2 separate regions of the Homo sapiens genome follow, and region 1 is linked to region 2. A link is a contact called in ENCODE Hi-C or POLR2A ChIA-PET data. All regions are on one chromosome and are shown on one strand. The core of a region is the stretch at or near the end of the contact, and the rest is flanking DNA. Distances in the headings are between cores, read along the strand shown.

The links. A loop is a pair of places that touch in the nucleus more often than their neighbours do. ChIA-PET counts read pairs that join two places held with the same protein, here RNA polymerase II (POLR2A). Pooled maps may share reads with other maps.
Region 1: a map of endothelial cell of umbilical vein shows a loop between it and region 2 (4-fold over the local background). The contact joins two enhancer-like sites. A Hi-C loop is called at or near these places in 9 of 168 maps with a recorded cell type or tissue (Right ventricle myocardium inferior, endothelial cell of hepatic sinusoid, endothelial cell of umbilical vein and 3 more) and 5 of 50 pooled maps. POLR2A ChIA-PET finds 5 or more read pairs at or near these places in 1 of 52 experiments (WTC11).

What each region holds. Positions count from the first base shown.
Region 1 is chr11:44,823,202-44,826,955 of GRCh38, forward strand. All of the region lies in intron 2 of TSPAN18 (tetraspanin 18), which reads left to right. Among named protein-coding and RNA genes, the nearest start is that of TSPAN18-AS1, 88 kb to the left of the region's middle. RefSeq lists enhancers at 1-323, 324-1,188, 1,189-2,054 and a silencer at 797-1,091. Within about 2 kb of position 1,375, at least 2 of the 41 ENCODE cell types and tissues checked have a DNase peak (open chromatin) inside an H3K27ac peak, as active enhancers do; they include endothelial cell of umbilical vein, where a contact is called at or near this core.
Region 2 is chr11:44,772,551-44,776,068 of GRCh38, forward strand. All of the region lies in intron 2 of TSPAN18 (tetraspanin 18), which reads left to right. Among named protein-coding and RNA genes, the nearest start is that of TSPAN18-AS1, 38 kb to the left of the region's middle. RefSeq lists an enhancer at 1,588-2,362. Within about 2 kb of position 1,746, at least 9 of the 41 ENCODE cell types and tissues checked have a DNase peak (open chromatin) inside an H3K27ac peak, as active enhancers do; they include endothelial cell of umbilical vein, where a contact is called at or near this core.

The sequences.
Region 1 (3,754 bases), core at 125-2,624, 50 kb after region 2:
AGGCACCCTGCCCACTCGGCCTGCTTGCGTTATAGCTTGTACCCACATTTGGTGGTTCTGGAACTCTTGTCCTGTGTCCAAGAAGAATGAGGATATGCTGACAATTCAAAGGGTGAGGATGGGTGGAGAAGAATTTTATTGAACAATGGAACAGCTCTAGTGGAGAGGCGATGCAGCGGGGGGCTTTCTCTCCCCCGAAGTCGGGTGGTTTCTCTCCTAGTGTGGCTGGGTCCAGGGCTTTTTATGGACTCACAATGGTGAGTGCATGCCAATTGATTTAGGAGTATGCAAAAAAGGTTAAAGTAAAGACACCACTCAAAGGTGGGCACAACAGTGTAGAAAACCAATTAGGAAAGGGTAGGTAAGTGTAGAATAGGTTAAGGGTGGGGATCAATCAGAGGAAAGCACACCAGACTGGAAGACAGGTTCTCAATCTGGTCCATGGATTTGACTTGTAGCTTGGCTTTCAGGCTTTAAACTGTCTTCAGCTTGGAGGTGAGGTTTCACCGGGGACCTGCCCCTATTTGTCTCCTGCTGCTATCAAAAGTAAAGGTCCTGGCTTAGGTTTAAGGCAAAATGAATAGAACTGATATCATCATGTTTTTGTCATCAGCATTTCCCATCACCCTCTGAGACAATCAGAGAAGCTCATTTGAGTCGAGTAGCTGGTGGAGGGAGGAAGAGAATATGAAAGAGGCCCCCCTCTCGGAACTGGGCACCACTCATACCGGAAAACCAGGATTTATGGAGCTTATTTCTTGTCTGTCTCTGGAAAGAGGTACTAGAGTCCCGTGCTGTAGCCAGTCGCTGGGAATCGGCTAAAAAGCAAGGCTTGGTCATGACCGCCCCCAGCTCCACCTCCTGCTGTCGGGGTCTTCCCTCAACATAAAGCCTGCCTCGCTACCATCATTGAGGGTTTGGAGTTCAGGCCTTTGAGGGATCATTTGTTTCTTGAGCTCAGTCTTCAGAAACCTCTGGTGCTTTTGAATTTCCCCTCCGCTAGGGAAGGATGGATTGGCACCCTGCCCTCACCCCACACCCCTCCTAGCTGTCACTATGTAGTATTTTAATTTATTGGTCCTGGCTATTCATTTGTCTTGTTAATTTTTTGCCTGCCCTCTACCTTAGCTAATCAGTTGGCCTCTTTGGGGGGCCTCTGATCACCCACCCCCAACTGGGGCTGGGGGCAGGGATAGGGGATGTGGTGGCCTTGATGTCTTTGAGGAAACCAAGCTGTGTGGGGGAGGGTCACTGGGAAAGTTCAGAAAGGAATGCTTCCCTAGGAGGGGCATTGGCCATTCTGCCCTAACCGAATACCTCTGGGGCAGTCAGGGCCACCCTGTGACCTCCAAACAAAGCTGGGGCCTTGTCTAGGGCTGTGGGAAGCCAGACAGGACAATGGGAGGAAGGAGAAAGCAGGGAGATAAAGCCAGGGGCCCACGGGCCTGTGCCTGGGATTCCAGAGGCCGGCTCCTCACATCCCAGCCGCGGAGGCCTTCAGAGTAAACACACTGGGCTTCCTGGCTCACAGGGCCAGTGCTGGGTTTTAATTGTGGCTGTTATTGTTGAGATAATTGTTCAATTTTGGGAGAAGCCGGAGAAAGGAGAGACTGTGTGTCTGATGCTTCTGCGGGGATGATGCTCTCATTCATTCATTCACTCATGCTACAGATGTTGACTGGCACCAGCCAAAGGCTTCGCTTGGGGCTGAGAATGTAAAAATCAACATCAGCTCATCCTTGTCCTCCCTACACCCTTCTCTGGTCCTAGACACAGACACTAAACCCATCCTCCCAGTTCAGTGTGGTCAGACAACAATAGGGGCATGAAGCTGTGCCAGTGCTGGAGCTTTACCTTCCTTTTATAGGGTGCTAGGTCAGAGCCCCCTCCCACCACCCCCCACCACCCCGAACTCGGGGAGGAGTTCTGACCTGAGTGCTCCTGCTGACTCCTGAATATCAAAGGAGGGCAGAGCTCCCTTTTGATCTCTTCTCTTGACTCCAAACTGAAGGACACGTAGAAGGCAACATGTTAGAGCCTGATGTTTATCCAGCACCTTCCATGTGTCAGAAACTGTGTGAGAGCTTTTGCAGATCACCTCAGCGCAGCCAAGAACGGAGGGCTGACTTTTTCCCCATTTCACAAATGAGAAGACTGAGGCCCCACCAGGTTGAGTAAATGGCTCAGTTCACATTATTAGGAAATGGGCAGCCTGGGTGGGAGCCCCGGTCAGTCTGACTCCAGTGCTCTCAAGCTTCTCCCTGGGTCCTGCCACCTTCTGCAGTGTGCGCCCCGATTCACTGGTGGGCTCTCAGGCTCCAGCAGAGGCTGAACCTCTCCTAGAACAAGGCTGGTCTTGCCTGACTTGATGCATCCCAGCGGGACCCCTCCTGTGTGAAGTCTCCTGACAGACTCGAGCTGGAAACAGGAGTCAGGGGCCATGCAGCTATCTCCTTACAGGTTTCAGGGATGTTGCCGTCTCAGCATTTGAACCTGATGGAAATGTTGAAGCGGGGGTTGGCTGGGTTTTGTACACCCAGGGCCTGTTTTCTTAGACAAGGCCATTTCACGGATCCTCAGACGTCCCCAGTTCACAACAGAGACCCTGGTGGGCTTGTTTCTCCATGAGTGTGTTTAGGGTTGGATGCTCGCTCTGTCTACTGTCTACAGGCCTTACAGGACATGCAAGGCAAGGCAGCCTCGAAAACCAGGGTGTGGGTCCCCACTCTGTCCTCTTTCTGACTGTGGGCCTCAGGCTGGGAGCTTCTCCTCTCTCAGCCTGCATTTCCCATCATTACAATGAAACAAGGATAAGATCTACCTTACAAGGCTGGAGGAAAGATAGTGGGAGATAGGGGCCACACTCTTACACCACACACAAAGTGAGGGGGCCATCGCAGAAAGGAAGGCTTTCCAGCAACAGGCAAGGCTAAAAGAAGGGCCGGACGTGGTGGCTTACGCCTGTAATCCCAGCACTTTGGGAGGCTGAGGTGGGCGGATCACCTGAGATTAGGAGTTCAAGACCAGCCTGACCAACATGGAGAAACCCCGTCTCTACTAAAAATACAAAAATTAGGCTGGGCATTGTGGTGCATGCCTGTAATCCCAGCTACTTGGGAGGCTGAGGCAGGAGAATCACTTGAACCCAGGAGGCAGAGGTTACACTGAGTCGAGATGGCGCCATTGCACTCCAGCCTGGGCAACAAGAGCGAGAAACTCTGTCTCAAAAAAGAAAAGAAAAAAGTTTGCATTTGCCTGTACATGAAGGGTGGATATTTTTGGATCATCGTCTGTATGTCTATCGCCGGCAGGTACCACTGATATTAGCACCTAAGCTTGCTGTGTGCCAGGCACTGCTCTCAGGGTTTTACCTGGCTCATCTTGTCTCACCTGGTTTAGAGATAAAGAAACTGATGCACAGCATGTTTAAGTCACTTGCCCAAAGTCACACAGCTAATAGGTGGTAGAGCCAGGATTTGAAACCAGAAATGTCAGACTCTAAAGCCAAAGCTCTTTACGCTGCAGGCCTTGCCTCTGGATGTTTGTGTGCCCTTGTGGATAGACACACACAGGGGTTTGGATTCTGCACAGAGCCTGAGTCAGCCGTAGTGTGGGGAGTGCCTTGGGGAGCCTGGGGTAGGGGCAGGATTTTACTCTCTTTCTGTATAATGTCATTTCTCCTTTATACACTTTTTGCCCTCCCTGACCTGTTGGTGCCTGTGCCCAGCTTACCATAGTCTTATGTGATTGGGGG
Region 2 (3,518 bases), core at 496-2,995:
GGAGTAGTATTTGCTTATATACTGTATACTTTAAATAATCTCTAGTTTATTCATGATAGGTAATACACTGTATTGGGAGTTTCTGTATTATTTTGCATTGTTATTTATTGATTATTTATTTATTTTGAGATGGAATTTTGCTATTGTTGCCTGGCTGGAGTGCAATGGCGCCATCTCAGCTCACTGCAACTTCCGCCTCCCCGGTTCAAGTGATTCTCCTGCCTCAGCCTCCCTAGTAGCTGGGATTACAGACATGTGCCACCACGCCCAGCTAATTTTGTATTTTTAGTAGAAACAGGGTTTCTCCGTGTTGGTCAGGCTGGTCTCGAACTTCTGACCTAGGCGATCCACCTGCCTCAGCCTCCCAAAGTGCTGGGATTACAGGCGTGAGCCACTGCACTGAGCCCGATTTTGAGTTCTTATTCTCCAAATGAACAGGTATCACAGGATCCACACATGTTGGCTTCTGACTGAATAAGTAGGTGCTCTCTGAATTCACACCTATGCAAACACAATGTGTTTTAAAGCCTAAGTAATAAAAATATGCTCATTTGAAGCTTACATACACATTATTAAAACTCACTGGCCAGGCGCGGTGGCTCATGCCTATAATCCCAGCACTTTGGGAGGCCAAGGCAGGTGGATCACTTGAAGTCGGGAGTTCGAGACCAGCCTGACCAACATGGAGAAACCCCGTCTCTACTAAAAATATAAAATTAGCCGGGCGTGGTGGCACATGCCTGTAATCCCAGCTACTAGGGAGCCTGAGACAGGAGAATTGCTTGAACCTGGGAGGCGGAGGTTGTGATGAGCTGAGATTGCGCCATTGCACTCCAGCCTGGGCAACAAGAGTGAAACTCCATCTCAAAAAAAAACCCAAAAAACAAAAAACAAACCCACCAGTGACTGCAGCAATTGTTTAGAACTTAGATCACTAAAAGATTTTTTTTTTCTCAAAGCAGAGCATTTTATCACCGACATTGTTTAGAACTGTCAGCTTTTTGTGGGTTTTAGGTTTGTTTCAAAATTCCCTACAGGCAGTTCATCCCTTTGTTGCCAGCTCCCTGGAAGGACGGCTTCCACTGCCCCGCTCTTGGCATGCCCATAGCAAGATGCTTCCAAGAGGGTTGCTGTGGGGGGATGGGATGGAACGGTGGTCAGAAGGTTGGGGAGACCCTGTAGCTGAGTCCTGCAATAGGACCAGGTAGTCTCCAGGTGGAATGGATGGACACAAGACCAGCCTGGGAACCCCTGGCGTCCTGGGAACCCTGGGTCAATAAGTATTTGGTTGCAGTTCGTAAAAGCCACCAGGGTTCTGAGCACCATTTGTGTACCCGTGCTTGGGGTTATGGAGAGCTGGGCACTAAAAGCTTCATCTCAGAGGCAGTTTGGAGCCTGCGAGGCTGCCTCCCTCCCGGTCCTGTGCTCCTCAGTCGGACTCCCACCCTCAGCCCCTCTCTCTCCTTCCCTTTCCCTTTCAGCAGTGTAGCCCATGGAGGCAGCTGTTCTAATTAAAAATCTCATAAATACCAGGAGATAAGGATCCAGGGGTTTTGTTTTTTATTTCTGCCGAGACTCCCCAGAGAGTCTCTTCAGTAGGAAAGGTCCCTTTGGAGCTGAGATTTTTCTCCTGGACTTCAAAGACAGGGCTTCTTAGGAACAGAACATCTGTTTAAACTGAACTTGAACCAAGAGGCAGGCAGGCATGTCCCACGGGAGAAGGAGGGGGCAGAGCCCAGGGGTGTGGTATCTGCTTTCTGTCCCTGGGGGAAGCTCCTCAGACAGGCTCATTCCTGCATCTCACAGTGTGTCCCCATGCTGGGCAGCTTCTCTTAGTAAATGCAGAGGAAGTGATGGCAGGTGGCCCACAGGCCTGGGGCCAGGCTTTGGGCTGACTGCTGTCCAGATAGCATCCAGGCTCCTGACCTCAAAACCTCTCTATTCAGGAGAGGTAGCAAGGAGACCTGGGGTGACAGAGTTGGCTCCTTCTGCCTGGAGGTCCCTGTGGTCCTCAGAAGTCACCTTGCAATTGGGGACCTCCCAGCTCTTGGCTTTTGCATGGACAGAGCCTCCTTCATCCTCCCTTCTTCCCTCCTTATTTCCCTCCCTTTCTTCTTTTTTTCTTTCCTCCATTCACTAGGCATCCACTGGGGTTCAGAGATGAAAAACTCCCACTCCCTGAGTTCGAAGGACTCACCACCTGATAGAACAACCAGGTTGATCTCAAAAGATAAGAAAAGTTGAGCACTTTGGTTGTGTGTGTGTGGCTGTTCTTGTTAAGACAATAAAACAATTCAGAGCTTGGAAAATGAAGGGAAAAGAAATCATTCACTTCCTCTCTTAGGACCAGAGCCTCCTTCGTTTCCTGCTTTTGTTCACACTCAGGCATGTGTTCAATAGTTGACACCAGAAAGTCCGTTCAGTTGGGCTTCCTGCTTTTTTTCCCCATCTCTCCTGGCCTTACAGTTTGTGAGATTCCTTCCTGGGCATCACAGGGCTGGAGGGCCCCTACTGTTGGACACTCAGCTGTGTCTAGTGTCTGCTGTCACCTGCATACCTCCTGGGAGGGGTCGCCAGGTACAGCAAATAAAATTAAAGGATGCCCAGCTAAATCTGGACTTCCTATAGACAATGACTCAATTTTTAGCATAAATCTGCCCCAAGCAATATTTGTTCCATGTACTATTTAGGAAGAATCACTGAAAGATTATTTGTTGTTTATCTGAAATTCACACTTCACTGGGCATCCTGTATTTTATCTGGGAACCCCGTACCTGGAGTATCTTTTTGCACGTGTGTAGTCAATGCTGCTTTACTTAATAATAGGGAGAACTATCTGGCTAATATGTTCCTCTCCCCATTTGTTGGGAACACTCTTCCTAACTTGAATCGCTCCTGTTCCTGCCCACACTTCTGGACTGCTCTGCAGCTTAGCGTACTTGGAGGTCACCGAATCCCTATAGGTCCTCTCCAGGCACGTTTCATTGCCAGCCTCCTTCTGGGAGCCTCCGGTGACTGCAAAGGTTTGGTTTGCTCCCTCTAGTGGCGGGGGTGGGAGGTGTACATTTGCACTCCTCTTGGGCCTCTGGGGCTGCTTTCTCCAGCGTCCGCCAGCATCTTTGGCAGGGATGGAAACAAGGATTGTGTTCTTGCCACGCTGGAGGGAGCAAGGGCTTGAGGATGTTGCTCCAGGCTGCTAACCTATAGAGGTCGATGACATCTTTCTCTCCATCAATGAATTTATTTTTCATTCCAAGGCAGCTTTCAGGGTGATAAAAATATAAAGCTAAGTGGCAGACGATTTTTTTATAAAAGTGATTGGAGGCTGGGAAGACAGGGTGTTGCCTTGTGGTTAAATGGATTTTCTGTTTAACTGAGGGTTAAGTAGAAAACTCGTTTTGATTCAACCTCTGTTGTTGCCAATCTTTCTAAAATGTATTAGCTGCTCCCTGGTTTTCCTAAGTGCACCATAATGACCATAATTGAATCTCTCTGCTGGCAGAGGATCCTGTGGGGCG